Regions from separate parts of the Mus musculus genome. Here region 1 is linked to region 2. The links are chromatin loops, found by intact Hi-C in ENCODE. Cell type or tissue: left cerebral cortex. All regions are shown on one strand.

The links. Hi-C counts contacts between places; a loop is a spot of excess contacts. Peaks named below come from ENCODE experiments on the same cell type or tissue, not always from the same donor. Only the 100,000 strongest peaks of a DNase experiment are listed, where the experiment ranks them.
Region 1: a loop joins it to region 2, with 19 times the contacts of the local background. A loop is called at or near these places in 23 of 42 quality-filtered maps.

The regions. Positions count from the first base shown.
Region 1 is chr1:177,946,707-177,954,706 of GRCm38, reverse strand. Catspere1 (cation channel sperm associated auxiliary subunit epsilon 1) reads right to left here. Exons shown (of 22, transcript NM_001368823.1): 19 at 6,387-6,473; 20 at 2,787-2,944. Among named protein-coding and RNA genes, the nearest start is that of Catspere2, 41 kb to the left of the region's middle. In left cerebral cortex, no CTCF peak of the experiment used is centred here; no DNase peak of the experiment used is centred here.
Region 2 is chr1:178,152,777-178,160,776 of GRCm38, reverse strand. Catspere2 (cation channel sperm associated auxiliary subunit epsilon 2) reads right to left here. Exons shown (of 23, transcript NM_001368822.1): 20 at 6,229-6,315; 21 at 3,976-4,133. Among named protein-coding and RNA genes, the nearest start is that of Desi2, 31 kb to the left of the region's middle. In left cerebral cortex, no CTCF peak of the experiment used is centred here; a DNase peak (open chromatin) is centred at 4,596.

The sequences.
Region 1 (8,000 bases), 210 kb after region 2:
TTATGACTATTATCTTGCTGAACATACATAGTACTGAATGCCTTCTAAGTTGTATATCTATACCCATAGATTAGTGCAGCACTCAGACCTGAACACAGATGTTTGTGCAGTGTATGACAGTTAATAAAGAAACTTATTGTCACAATGCAGAAAATAACTGTCTGTGGGGTGATCAGCCACAAATAAGACATCTATATCATATTCCTTTCCACCAAATCCAGAGACTGTTGAGGAGGGAAAGAGTCAAAGCACAGGAAGTACTGTCGATGTAACAGGCACGCTACACATACGAACTCACGGCTGCTATGGTTGCCTGCATAAGGTCTGTACAAGATCAAGCCAATCAACATTTCATTATGGGGAGAAGAGAAGATCTATGAACAGTTCATGGCTTCTGAGGGAAGGAGAGCCAGTTTCCTTTAATGGTATGGCTCCAGTTGGTTAACTACAGTGGGGTAAATTGACCCACATCCATGAGTATGCAGGTAGCACAAACTGGATTCAGTGGGCCAGCTAAGGAAAAGAAAACAAAGACATGACTGTGGAGCAGGGTTAGAGGAGGAAGCGGGGCTTGGGTCTGGAAGGAATTAGGATGATTATGATCAAAATCCATTGTATGCATGTGTAGTGGCTATTTGTGGTTGCGACCTTGACTATATGTGGAAGGAACTACAGTCCAGAATTTGAAGGCTCACCTGTGATCCTAATCTGGAGGCTGGGAGATATAAGTTTCTGACCTGGATCTTGGCATTGAGATCTTGAGGTTGAGTGGCTATGAATCCCAGAAAACTAAGACAGGGAGATCTCTGAGTTCAAGGTCATCTGGGACAAAGCAAGTCCCAGATACAGGCATGGTGGCACAGACCTGTAATCAGGGCCACACCTTCTGCTGGAGACCTATATAAGGACATTGGAAGAAGAAAGATTTGCTCTCTTCTCTGCCTGCTTGCCTTGTGAGACTGAACAACTGCTAGATCCTTGGCCTTCCATTCACAGCTGCTGCTGCTGCTGCTGCTGACCATTGTGGGGGAATTGGACTATACAGACTATAAGCCATCAACATATTGGCTTACTATATAGAGACTACCCATACGTTAAGTGACTCAACAGAACCCCAACTAATACAACATGTATGAAATTACTAACAATGAGTAAAAAATATGTTAAAAAAATTTACACGGCCATTTTAATAGTTGAGAATCCTATGTACTGATTGTCCAAATATTAGCTGTCAGCACCCATTACATGGACTGTCGTAGACATGTCATCTCATTGCTGGTCCCCCAGCACCTTCCAGGATGAAGGCTACTTTGTCTGCTTGATCAGCTATCAGTCATTTCTCATGGCCTGGATCCCTTGTGGCTTTTACACATATCCATTTCTCTGGGATTATTTCACTCTTGAAGCCTGATTTCCTTATAGTTTGTTATTTTTGAGAATCTCTTCCAGACTGTTCTTGAACTCCTGGGATCATGAGATCTAGTGGACTTGGGCCCTCAGAGTAGCTGGGATGACTGGCTTGTACTTCCATCAGAATGGTCTGGATTGTCTCCTTACATTGGCAAGAGTCCCTTTGTGCTCTGACATTACATCATGCATTGCTGTGCATCAGTTAAGCTGCCCATCACCTATGAACAGGAGAGGTTCCTTTCCTTAAGGCTTCTCCTTGCTTTCGAGGAAGCATTCTCTTCCCTGTGAGCAGGGCTGGGAGATGTGCAGCTCTCAGAACTCCTTTGGAAGGAAATCCTCTCTGTTGCCCTTCTTAAGAACTTTCAGCCTCCTTGGAAATAAATACACTGGAGGCTTACAGGCATAGGAAAATCATAAATCTCTTAGTTTTGCTTTGGTCTTTCCATTCATCAGTCTGTATCCCAAAACTACCTAAGTCATCAGTGAGCCTTTTAGCATACCAAAAGTCACATCTTCTGGAAGGAGGAGGGTGGCAGGCAGGTAATATTTGTTTGCCAGGTAATAGAGGGAAGAACTCAAAGCTCAAAAAATAATGTCACATTACTAGACTATTACTCAATCCTCCAATATAATCATTACTAATTGATCTAGTCCACACTGTATTTTATGAATCTGTCTTTCCCAGGGCCATGCACATGGGCTCATGGGCTTTTATTTCCTTTGTTGTCTTATAGAGCTAGGAGGGAACCCAGGGCCCAACACATGATAGGTGTGATGCTTGGTCTTCATTGTTAGGCTGACTTGATTTTGAGTCACCATGGAAATAAACCTTCTGGGACTATCTGGGAGGCTGTTTCTAGAAGTGCCTGACTGAGGAAGACCCACATCAAACCCACCCACATGGCTCACACAGTTGCACAGACTGCAGTTTGTGGCTGGGAAAGAATTGAGCCTGACCGCCATTGCTCTGTGCTTCTGACTGCAGTTCTCCCCTAGCCTTCATTATGCTTTTTCTACCACGGTAGATTTTACTCTCAAGACTTGGAACCACAATCCATCCCATACCCATTATGTTCTTCTTGTCAGATGTTTGGTCATGTCAATAGGCAAAGTAGCCAATATGTATGTCAAGGGGACAAAATACCAGAATGGAATTTCAAACTGAGTGAGTGATCCAATTACTAGGTGACATGAGATGTCCTGCTTTTATAGCATGTTTGCTGATTGCTAGAAAATGAAAAGGAAACTTATAAATAACAAGAGTAACAAAAATGAGATATTTAGATGGCATCAAATTAAACACAAAAGAAAAAAAAGGCAAAAAAAATCATAAGGGGAAACTATAATTTTATTCTTACTTAAAATGTTATTCTTACCTATAGTTTGGATCCAAGATCTTCAAGCGATACACATACATTCCAGCATACGTCATGGGCCATTTTATGTGGTTTTTATTAGAATAGTTTAGAATCTCATATGGTTGGCCTAGGTCTCCTGGCTTCCCAATAGCATAAGAAAAACAAGGCCTATAGTTCTGAGTACAAGCAAAGACAGAAAAAGGTTATTTCTAGACTTTAAAACAATCTTATTCATATGATGTATGAGAAGTCTTGTGTATTTTAATTTTATGTTCATGAGTATTTTTTTTTCTGTATTAAACTGCACCACCTACAAACACTCCCTATGCAGGTCAAAAAAGGGCACCAGAACCCCCACGAACTTAAAATTAACAGGTGCTTTTGAGCTGTCTTGTAGATGCTGGGAGCAAAACCCAGGTCCTCTGTTAAGAGCAGCCAGTGCTCCTATCTGCTAACCATTCTCAACAGCCCCAGATTCTCATACATTCATTTTGGAAACATCCTTAAGAGATGGATGGCTACATCTTTCTACTTGCAGCTGCAATAGCAGAGAATGCCTGGCACATCCCCTACCAGCCCTCACCCGTGGTTCAGAGAGGACCTTCTGGGGGATCCCTCACTTAGTCCAAGGTATTCTTAGCTTGGTGAAAACTGGGATGCTGAGTGTGGGTACAGGAGCTCAGTTTAGTTTTCAGAAGGGATTATAGCTGAGAATGGTGCCCATTTTTCAGTTTGCTATGGATATAGTCATAGTAGCAGGGCAGAGATCCAGCCCATGTACAAGGTGGGTGTAACCCTATGTGGGTAAGACTGTCCCTGGAAAGAAACTACTGGGCTCCTCTAGAGATGGATGGGATTTCTCCCATTTAGAAAGACTGTTACCCACACCTAACCCTAACCTGGCAATTTTCTTTGGGTCTAGGAGTTTGCAGCTCCATCGGACCTGGATCACATGATTATTTCCACAGCATGGAGGCTTCATGCAGCCAAAGTCTGTCTATAGCCATTGAATAGTCCTGGTAGGGATAGGGGCAAGGTTAATGTAAAAGGTAAGTTTAAGTATAAATTAATCGTTAGACTAAGGGTGTGAGTAGGTGTAGGTTGGTGTGAAGTGGTTGGGGTAAGGGTAGGTGTTGGTGCAAGGGTAAAGGTAAAGGTGAATAGGGTCAGGTCAGGAGTAGGGGTAGTGGTATGGTTGGTAAGTGGCACTGGATTTATCTGATGGTATTTACTTCTTGATTTCTTTATTTCCCCTACATGTTGAGGCCTTTTAATGTAGTGCTACCGTGGGTATAGTCCATCTTCAATATACTAGGTAGTGGAGGTAAGTTATGCTCTAATTTCATATGAAGCACGTGTGTTCAACCTAATGAAGTATCACGATCCCTCCTGATGAAATACAAAAATAGCAGTAGGAATCCACATCTCCTACCCTTTCTCACCTCTGTTTACCTCTCGGCCATGGCATATCTGCTCCATTTGCCTAACGGTGTGTGGGTGTACCAGTGAGTGAGGAGTGACAAAAGGCTCATGGATTTTCAGTAAACCAACTTGGAAATGCACACTATGGAGGGTGTCGTGGCACACACTTTAATCCCAGCACTTGGGAGGCAGGGGCAGCTATATCTCTGAGTTTGAAGTCAGCCTATTCTATATAATGGGTTCTAGGATAGCCAGGGCTATAGAGAGAGACCCTCTCCCTGAAAAAGAAAATCCAAAATATTTTCTGGGTCAACACTGGGCTATGAGAATTCTTGTTTACTGAGTTGGTTAACACATGGAGCAATGAACTTGATTAAAATAAAAGCAGACATTTGCACTATGCCTGGGAACTGAATATCTGCCCATCACCACAAAAGAAACCTGTTCATCAGGACTGATTTCTTGGCACTGTGTGCATTTTCCTAGAGAAACATGGAAATATCTTTGTTCTTTCTAATTTTCTCCTTTGTTATTTTTTAATACGGTGAATGATATTCACCAATGGTTGCTCCTCTTTCTAGCTTCCATTTGATGCTTTCGGTCATAGTGTTGGGCTCCCTGGTTATTATTATCTTTTCCCTCTCTCTTCTTTTTTTTTTTTTTATTTTAAGCCCTCACTTTGTCACCTACCTAGTCTCCAAGAAAACAAATCTCCCCTAGAATCCGGAGCTCACTCCATTTCTAGCCGAGGAGTGCTCTGTCTAGGATTCTTGGTCACTTTCAGAGACTCAAATCCCATCCTGTATCAAGAAAAAATCAGCCAGCCCTGCAGTGCCCACCCACTCCCTATCTATTCCAACACCAACTTCAAGAACCTGTAGAAATGCCACTTTTCCTTTCAGACATTTGTCTCTGACGACTTAGAGATCCAAGAGCTACTTCTCAGAAGCACAGCTGGCTCATGTTGTCTTTCCTTTTCACATGGTAGACCGAGGATTGAGGGCCTGAAATGTTCCTTCCAGAATCTTTGCTGGTCATAAGCTACTTTCATGGTTTCCAAAGTACAGGACCAAGGCCCAAGCTAAACAATGTCACCTATATTTGGGGACTTTTAGAAACGTGAGTTTAGGAGCTGGTTTGTAACCCAGATGCTTACATAGCTCACACAATGCCCTGGATTTAATCTCTAGTGCTGGGAAAAGAAGGGAATGGAAAGGTGGGGAGGAGAGGAAGGGAAGGGAAGAGAGTGGAGCAGATGGGTGGGACAGAGACAATGGGGAGGGTGTGAAAAAATTTTGGACCTGAATTAGAAATTTGGGTGAGACCAAGTTGCCTATTCCAGCAAGCTTCCTGCTGCTTTCTGAAGCTTGGAAACCACTGGACTATTTCTTGCTAGTTCAAGCTCATTCCATGATTATTCCCCATCTCATTGCTGGATGTATGTCCTTGCTGAACCACAGTGTCAGTTAGGCCCTCCATAAGATTTGTTGGCCCAACCCAGACCCTTGAGTGCCTTTTAAAAACAACAAAAATAACCAGGAAGGCAAGTTTGGTTTGAACTGAACCCATAACTACATTGATTCCTTATGATTTGAAGTAATAAGTATTACTTATTGGAAGTGATGAGCCACAGTTCACGAAGTATTTCTATAAAGACATTAATTTTCTACAATGAGTTAGGTGCTGGGAATGTAGCATTGAACAGAAGGAACAAAACTACCTTCACCCTTAGAGCTCACTATTTATTAATTTGTTTATTTAAGATTTCATTTTAGATTGAACTCTACGTGTCTTGTGTATACGTATAACCGGAGTAGGCTGGAAGAAGACAGTGGATCCCCTGAAGCTGAAGTTACAGGCAGTTAAGGGTCATGTGGCATGGATTCGGGAACAGAACTCAGACTCTCTGTACGAGCAGTTCGTGCTCTCTCCAGCCCCATGAGACAACTAGTCTTTTAAAAGGCTTGCTTTCCTCATGTTTACATATAGTAATCACTTGATACCATGCAGATTCAGATTTTTAGTGGTATATCTCTTACCAAAGAGTGCCAGAGAGGGAAAACATCAAACAGATTAACGACAAGAAATTTTGAAATAACTCAGAAGTAGTGTTCAATTCCCCTAAGCAATTTAAATCCAAAGTGTTAGCAGCAGGCTTTTGTTAATCTTGAAGGCCAAATTTAATCCTTTTCTTACCTGAGGCCCCCAGACATCATCCAGTGGGATGTCTGGGTTTTCCTCTATCATCGAGTCCCACGTCTGTGCTTCATTTATACAACCATTCTGCCAAAAGATGGCAACATGCCGTTATGGAGAAGTCTTTGCATTAGCTTATGTTGGAGCATCTAATATATCTTAATGGCACTGGAAAATTTATCTTTCTCAAGAAACCCTTTCATTTAAATGCAGTGCTTTGCTTTTTCACCACTTAAACGTAATACAGTTTTAAACACTGAGAAGGCTCAATTTTGTGGCCTTGATTTTGTTCACACACTGTAACCACAGCCACTGCAAGGACCCAGTTGAAGAAACCCTCACCTCTGACAACCAACATCCTACTTTCTACTGAGACTTTTAACTAACTAAATAACATTTACAAGTGAAATAGTTCAGTATTTTGTGCCTGCAAACTAGCTTGCTTTTATTTAGTAAAACATCTTCAGGGGCCATCCTTGATCTAGCATGTATGAGAATTTCCTTCCTTTTGACAGCTTGTGTGTGTGTGTGTGTGTGTGTGTGTGTGTGTGTGTGTGTGTGCGTGTGTGTGTGTATGTGTGTGTGTGTGTGGTGCGTGCATGTGCAAGAGCATGCTGCTGGGTGAATGTAGATGCCATAGGATAGATAACCTGTGGGTTCCATGCTTTTTCCATATGGAATCTGAGGGGATTGATTTCAGGTCCTTCAGGCTGACAGATCTCTGTCACCTGATGAGCCATGGTCTGAAACTAAAACTGCTGGATCATATGAGAATTTATGTAGAATTTTGTGAAGAGTTACCGGACTACCTTCCATAGCACAAATCCATCCTTTTATTTTAATCCCCTTTTAACTTAAAAACAACCAAAACCATGCAGAAAACAAAACAAAACAAAAAAACCACATTGATGCTAAAACAATCACAATAATGAAAACCTTCCTACTCCTGATTCAAAACATAACCCAGAAAGTCTCCAGGAGCCCTACAAGCCTCTCAAAGTCTCCACAGCTTCCTCATGCAACCAATAACTGCTGCCCTGGCTTTTCTAAGCTCCATCCCTCACAGATCTTGAGTTTCGCATCAGAATGTTTGTCCCTGCACACTGTGGTCTCTGCCCTTAACACCTCCCAATTCATCCACCTTTTCATGGCTTTCCCACAAGACTCCCCTCTTTCCTGATCCTTACAGCCTTGGCTGTTGTAAGTAGCTCTGTCAATGTGGTGTGCAAATCAACCCTGGAGAACTTCCTTTCCACTGTTTTGAGCACGCAGGCATGGAGGATGAGAACTGGAGATTGTGCTTTGAGTCTCTAGTCTGCCCAGTACGTTCCCCAGGGTGGAGGTGCGGTGCTCTTTACACCCCAGCAATGTGAGTCTGCCTTTCCCTCCATTACCAACTCGTATTGCCAGTTGTTTATTTTTATTCTTGCCATGCTAGTGTATGTGAAATAGTGTCTCACTGTGGATTTCATTTAGGTTTCCTGAATGTGCTCCAATGTCAACTACACATTTTCTTTAGAGAAATATCCATTCAAGTCCTCCCTCCCCCATTAATTTGGGCTGTTTTGTTGTTGAATTATGGGAGTTTTCTGAATATGGTAGGCACTCTACTAT
Region 2 (8,000 bases):
TCTCTGTCTGCTAGTCTGTCTGTCTGTCTGTTAAACCCTTTTATATCACTAAAATTATTCTCCTATTTCCTATTTCCAGGCTTATCCAGGGTTGTGGAACATGTAAGAACATGTAAGAACAGGCGATCATAATTTTATTAGCTAACCCCCATAGCACCCATGCCGCCATTGTACCACTGTGGGCATAGCTTGTCAGGCTCACAGTGTTTTAGAGTGCTGCTGACATTGCCACAAGCAGCCTGTATAGCACCTTCCAGTAATATGAAAGTTAATCAATAGGGAGGAAGCTTCCTGGTCAATATCAATTTGATTTCTCTGCGTCCTGTGGCCAAAGTGTGTGGGGTCTTCAGCTTTAGAGTCTAACTATCCAGTTCTTCTGGGTAAAGAAAATCAATGACAATAGGTTGTATTCATTTGGGGTCTCTAGGTTGTCCCTGATCATACAGCTCAAGGAGAGGTATTCAAAACCTAGCACTGGGCTTTTTATTGGGCAAATTATGGCTTCATTAAGGAGCATTATACCCTGAGTAGGGGCATCTTCAACTAAACTCACATATGTTTATAAACATTAACATATATTTATATATAGTGACAATATATTATATAAATTATATACTTTTATATGATTATATAATTTTAATAATTATATATATTTTATATATAACATATATATACGGGTTGGAGAGATGGCTCAGCGGTTAAGAGCACTGAATGTTCTCCCGAAGGTCATGAGTTCAAATCCCAGGAAACACATGGTGGCTTACAACCATCCGTAATGAGATCTGACGCCCTCTACTGGTGTGTCTGAAGATAGCTACAATGTACTTACATATAAATAATAAATATTTATTTTTTAAAACCATATATATATATATATATATATATATATATAAAATTTGTCTATGTGTTCATGAAGTTTCTAAATGGCCTTTTCAAAATCGTCAGTGTTAGTTATTGTTTTCCCCACCTCCTCTGCCTTATCCTTCTGCCCCTTGCCACATTTAAAACTCCTTCTCCTTTCCACCTTTCTCTCACCTGGGTTCTATTATCCCAGCGTCATTAAGACCACCCCTACCCTGCCTCCCACTAGTTGTCCCATTGTACTTTTAGGCCCATGCCACAAGAAGAAATGCTGTCTGGTACTGTAAATCTGGCCAAGAACCTCTGGTAGGGAAACATATCTGTCTCAGGTGTGAACTTATGACTATTATCTTGCTGAACAGACATAGTACTGAATGCCTTCTAAGTTGTATATCTATACCCATAGATTAGTGCAGCACTCAGACCTGAACACAGATGTTTGTGCAGTGGATGACAGTTAATAAAGAAACTTATTGTCACAATGCAGAAAATAACTGTCTGTGGGGTGATCAGCCACAAATAAGACATCTATATCATATTCCTTTCCACCAAATCCAGAGACTGTTGAGGAGGGGAAGAGTCAAAGGACAGGAAGTACTGTCGATGTAACAGGCACGCTATACATACGAACTCACGGCTGCTATGGTTGTCTGCATAAGGTCTGTACAAGATCAAGACAATCAACATTTCATTATGGGGAGAAGAGAAGATCTATGAACAGTTCATGGCTTCTGAGGGAAGGAGAGCCAGTTTCCTTTAATGGTATGGCTCCAGTTGGTTAACTACAGTGGGGTAAATTGACCCACACCCATGAGTATGCAGGTAGCACAAACTGGATTCAGTGGGCCAGCTAAGGAAAAGAAAACAAAGACATGACTGTGGAGCAGGGTTAGAGGAGGAAGCAGGGCTTGGGTCTGGAAGGAATTAGGATGATTATGATCAAAATCCATTGTATGCATGTGTAGTGGCTATTTGTGGTTGCCAACTTGACTATATGTGGAAGGAACTACAGTCCAGAATTTGAAGGCTCACCTGTGATCCTAATCTGGAGGCTGGGAGATATAAGTTTCTGACCTGGATCTTGGCATTGAGATCTTGAGGTTTAGTGGCTATGAATCCCAGAAAACTAAGACAGGAAGATCTCTGAGTTCAAGGTCATCTGGGACAAAGCAAGTCCCAGATCCAGGCATGGTGGCACAGACCTGTAATCGGGGCCACACCTTCTGCTGGAGATCTATATAAGGACATTGGAAGAAGGAAGATTTGCTCTCTTCTTTGCCTGCTTGCCTTGTGAGACTGAACAACTGCTAGATCCTTGGACTTCCATTCACAGCTGCTGCTGCTGCTGACCATTGTTGGGGAGTTGGGCTATACAGACTGTAAGTCATCAACATATCGGCTTACTATATACAGACTGTGACTCTACAGAACCCTGACTAATATAACATGTATGAAATTACTAACAATGAGTAAAAAATATGTTAAAAAGTTTACATGGCCATTTTAATAGTTGAGAATCCTATGTACTGATTGTCCAAATATTAGCTGTCAGCACCCATTACATGGACTGTCTTAGACATGCCATCTCATTGCTGGTCCCCCAGCACCTTCCAGGATGCAGGCTACTTCGTCTGCTTGATCAGCTATTAATCATTTCTCATGGCCTGGATCCCTTGTGGCTTTTACACTTATCCATTTCTCTGGGATTATTTCACTCTTGAAGCCTGATTTCCTTATAGTTTGTTATTTTTGAGAATCTCTTCCAGACTGTTCTTGAACTCCTGGGATCATGAGATCTAGTGGACTCGGGCCCTCAGAGTAGCTGGGATGACTGGCTTGTACTTCCATCAGAATGGTCTGGATTGTCTCCTTACATTGGCAAGAGTCCCTTTGTGCTCTGACATTACATCATGCATTGCTGTGCATCAGTTAAGCTGCCCATCACCTATGAACAGGAGAGGTTCCTTTCCTTAAGGCTTCTCCTTGCTTGTGAGGAAGCATTCTCTTCCCTGTGGGCAGGGCTGGGAGATGTGCAGCTCTCAGAACTCCTTTGGAAGGAAATCCTCTCTGTTGCCCTTCTTAAGAACTTTCAGCCTCCTTGGAAATAAATACACTGGAGGCTTACAGGCATAGGAAAATCATAAATCTCTTAGTTTTGCTTTGGTCTTTCCATTCATCAGTCTGTATCCCAAAACTACCTAAGTCATCAGTGAGCCTTTTAGCATACCAAAAGTCACATCTTCTGGGGGGAGGAGGGTGGCAGTCAGGTAATGTTTGTTTGCCAGGTAATAGAGGGAAGAACTCAGATCTCAAAAGATAATGTCACATTACTAGACTATTACTCAATCCTCCAATATAATCATTACTAATTGTTCCAGTCCACACTGTATTTTATGAATCTGTCTCCCCCAGGGCCAAGCACATGATCTCATGGGCTTTCATTTCCTCTGCTGTCTTATAGAGCTAGGAGGGAACCCAGGGCCCAACACATGATAGGTGTGATGCTTGGTCTTCATTGTCAGGCTGACTTCATTTTGAGTCACCATGGAAACACACCTTCTGGGACTATCTGGGAGGCTGTTTCTAGAAGTGCCTGACTGGGGAAGACCCACATCAAACCCACTCACATGGCTCACACAGTTGCACGGACTGGGTCTGTGACTGGGAAAGAATTGAGCCTGACCGCCATTGCTCTGTGCTTCTGACTGCAGTTCTTCCCTAGCCGCTTCCCTTTCCCCTCACTATGCTTTTTCTACCACAGTAGATTTTACTCACAAGACTTTGAGCCACAATCCATCCCTCACCCATTATGTCCTCTCTTGTCAGATGTTTGGTCATGTCAACAGGAAAAGTAGCCAATATGTATGTCAAGGGGACAAAATACCAGAATGGAATTTCAAACTGAGTGATCCAATTACTAGGTGACATGAGATGTCCTGCTTTTATAGCATGTTTGCTGATTGCTAGAAAATAAAAATGAAACTTATAAATAACAAGAGTAACAAAAATGAGATATTTAGATGGCATCAAATTAAACCAAAAGGCAAAAAAGGCAAAAAAAGAATCATAAGGGGGAAACTATCATCTTATTCTTACTTAAAATGTTATTCTTACCTATAGTTTGGATCCAAGATCTTCAAGCGATACACATACATTCCAGCATACGTCATGGGCCATTTTATGTGGTTTTTATTAGAATAGTTTAGAATCTCATATGGTTGGCCTAGGTCTCCTGGCTTCCCAATAGCATAAGAAAAACAAGGCCTATAGTTCTGAGTACAAGCAAAGACAGAAAAAGGTTATTTCCAGACTTTAATACAATCTGATTCATATGATGTATGAGAAGTCTTGTGTATTTTAATTTTATGTGTATGAGTATTTTTTTTTCTGTATTCAAGTGCACCACCTAAAAACACTACCTGTGCAGGTCAGAAAAGGGCATCAGAACCCCCACGAACTGACATTAACAGGTGCTTTTGAGCTGTCTTGTGGATGCTGGGAGCAAAAACCAGGTCCTCTGTTAAGAGCTGGTGTTCCTATCCGCTAACCATTCTCAACAGCCCCAGATTCTCATACATTCATTTTGGAAACATCCTTAAGAGATGGATGGTTACACCTTTCTACTTGCAGCTGCAGTAGCAGAGAATGCCTGGCAAATCCCCTACCAGCCCTCACCCGTGGTTCAGAGAGGACCTTCTGGGGGATCCCTCACTTAGTCCAAGATATGTGGGTGCAGGAGCTCAGTTTAGTTTTCAGAAGGGATTACAGCTGAGAATGGTGCCCATGTTTCAGTTTGCTATGGATATAGTCATAGTAGCAGGGCAGAGATCCAGCCCTGTGGGTGTACATGTGAGTGAGGAGTGACAAAAGGTTCATGGATTTTCAGTAAACCAACTTGGAAATGTACACTATGGAGGGTGTGGTGGTACACACTTTAATCCCAGCACTTGGGAGGCAGGGGTAGCTATATAAGTTTGAAGTCAGCCCAGTCTATATAATGAGTTCTAAGATACCAAGGGCTATGGAGAGAGACTCCCTCCTGGAAAAAGAAAATCCAAAATATTTTCTGGGTCAACAGTGGGCTATGAGAATTCTTGTTTACTGAGTTGGTTAATACATGGAGCCATGAACTTGATTAAAATAAAAGCAGACATTTGCACTATGCCTGGGAACTGAATATCTGCCCATCACCTGATTTCCTGGTATCACTGTGTTCATTTTCCTAGAGAGACATGGGAATATCTTTGTTCTTTCTAATTTTCTCCTTTGTTATTTTTTAATATGGAGGATGGTATTTAATATGGAGGAGCAATGGTTGCTCCTCTTCCTGTCTTCCATTTGATTCATTCTGTCATAGTATTGGGCTGCCTGGTTATTATTATCTTTTCCCTCTCTTTCTGTATTCTTTTTTTTTTTTCATTTTTAAGCCATCACTTTGTCACCTACCTAGTCTTCAAGAAAACAAATCTCCCCTAGAATCCAGATCTCACTCCATTTCTACTCAAGGAGTGCTTTGTCTAAGATTCTTGTTCACATTCAGAGACTCAAATCCCATCCTGTATCACAGAAAAAATCAGCCAGCCCTGCAGTGCCCACCCACTCCCTATCTATTCCAACACCAACTTCAAGAACCTGCAGAAATGCCACTTTTCCTTTCAGACATTTGTCTCTGACAACTTAGAGTTCCAAGAGCTACTTCTCAGAAGCAGAGCTGGCTCAGGCTGTCCTTCCTTTTCACATGGTAGACCGAGGATTGAGGGCCTGAAATGTTCCTTCCAGAATCTTCGATGGTTGTAAGCTACTTCCATGGTTTCCAAGGTATAGGGCCAAGGCCCAAGTTAAGCAATGTCACCTATATCTGGGGACTTTTAGAAACGTGACTTTAGAAGCTGGTTTGTAACCCAGATGCTTACATAGTTCACACATTGTCCTGGATTTAATCTCTAGTGCTGGGAAAAGAAGGGAATGGAAAGGTGGGGAGGAGAGGAAGGGAAGGGAGAAGAGTGGAGCAGAGTAGTGGGAAAAAGATAAGAGGGGGTGCAAAAAATTTTGGACCTTGCTTCATATTTACTGAATTAGAAATTTGGGTGAGACCAAGTTGCCTAGCTCAGAAGTAGTGTTCAAGTCTCCTAAGCCATTTAAATCAAAGTGTTTGCATCAAGATTTTGTTACTCTGAATGTCAAATTTAATCTTTTTGTTTTTGTTTTGTTTTTTTTTTAAATAGGGTTTTTCTGTATAGCCCTGGCTGTCCTGGAACTCACTTTGTAGACCAGGCTGGCCTCGAACTCAGATATCTGCCTGCCTCTGCCTCTTGAGTGCTGGGATTAAAGGGATGCACCACCACCCGGCTTTAATCCTTTTCTTACCTGAGGCCCCCAGACATCATCCAGTGGGATGCCAGGGTTTTCCTCTATCATCGCGTCCCACGTCTGTGCTTCATTTATACAACCATTCTGCCAAAAGATGGCAACATGCCGTTATGGAGAAGTCTTTGCATTAGCTTATGTTTGAGCATCTAATATATCTTAATGGCACTGGAAAATTTATCTTCCTCAAGAAACCCTTACATTTAAATATAGTGCTTTTCTTTTTCACTACTTAAACCAATACAGTTTTAAACACTGGGGAGGCTCAATTCTGTGGCCTTGATTTTGTTCACACACTGTACCACAGCCACTGCGAGGACCCAGTTGAATAAACCCTCACCTCTGACAACCAACATCCTACTATCTACTGAGACTTTTAACTAACTATATAATATTTACAAGTGAAATAGTTCAGTATTTTGTGTCACCAAACTTGCTTGCCTTTATTTAGTAAAACATCTTCAGGGGCCATCCTTGATCTAGCATTTATGAGAATTTCCTTCCTTTTGACAGCCTGTGTGTGTGTGTGTGTGTGTGTGTGTGTGTGTGTGGTGCGTGTGTGGTGCGTGTGTGTGTGTGTGTGTGTGTGTGTGTGTGTGTGTGGTGCGTGTGTGTGTGTGTGTGTGTGTGTGTGTGGTGCGTGTGTGTGTGTGGTGCGTGCGTGTGCAAGAGCATGCTGCTGGGTGAATGTAGATGCCAGAGGACAGATAACCTGTGGGTTCCATGCTTTTTCCATATGGAATCTGAGGGGATTGATTTCAGGTCCTTCAGGCTTGACAGTTAGATCTCTGTCACCTGATGAGCCATGGTCTGAAACTAAAACTGCTGGATCATATGAGAACTTGTGTAGAATTTTGTGAAGAGTTACTGGACTACCTTCCATAGCACAAATCCATCCTTTTATTTTAATTCCCTTTTAACTTGAAAACAACCAAAACCATGCAAAAAACAAAACAAAACAAAAAAACCCACATTGATGCTAAAACAAACACAATAATGAAAACCTTCCTACTCCTGATTCAAAACATAACCCAGAAAGTCTCCAGGAGCCCTACAAGCCTCTCAAAGTCTCCACAGCTTCCTCATGTAGCCAATAACTGCTGCCCTGGCTTTTCTAGGCTCCATCCCTCACAGATCTTGAGTTCCGCATCAGAATGTGCATCCCTGCACACTGTGGTCTCTGCCCTTAACACCTTCCGATTCATCCACCTTTTCCTGGCTTTCCCACAAGACTCCCCTCTTTCCAGATCCTTACAGCCTTGGCTGTTGTAAGTAGCTCTGTCAATGTGGTATGCAAATCAACCCTGGAGAACTTCCTTTCCACTCTTTTGAGCACGCAGGCATGGAGGATGAGAACTGGAGACTGTGCTTTGAGTCTCTAGTCTGCACCGTACGTTCCCCAGGGTGGAGGTGCCGTGCTCTTTACACCCCAGCAATGTGAGTCTGCTTTTCCCTCCATCACCAACCCGTATTGCCAGTTGTTTATTTTTATTCTTGCCATGCTAGTGTATGTGAAATAGTGTCTCACTGTGGATTTCATTTAGGTTTCCTGAATGTGCTCCAATGTCAACTACACATTTTCTTTAGAGAAATATCCATTCAAGTCCTCCCTCCCCCTTTAATTTGGGCTGTTTTGTTGTTGAATTATGGGAGTTTTCTGAATATGGTGGGCACTCTACTATCAAATATATGACCTTCAAATACTTTGTTCCACTCCATAGGTCATCTTTTTATTTGCATTTTTTGTTTTGTTTTGTTTTTGAGATTTCCTT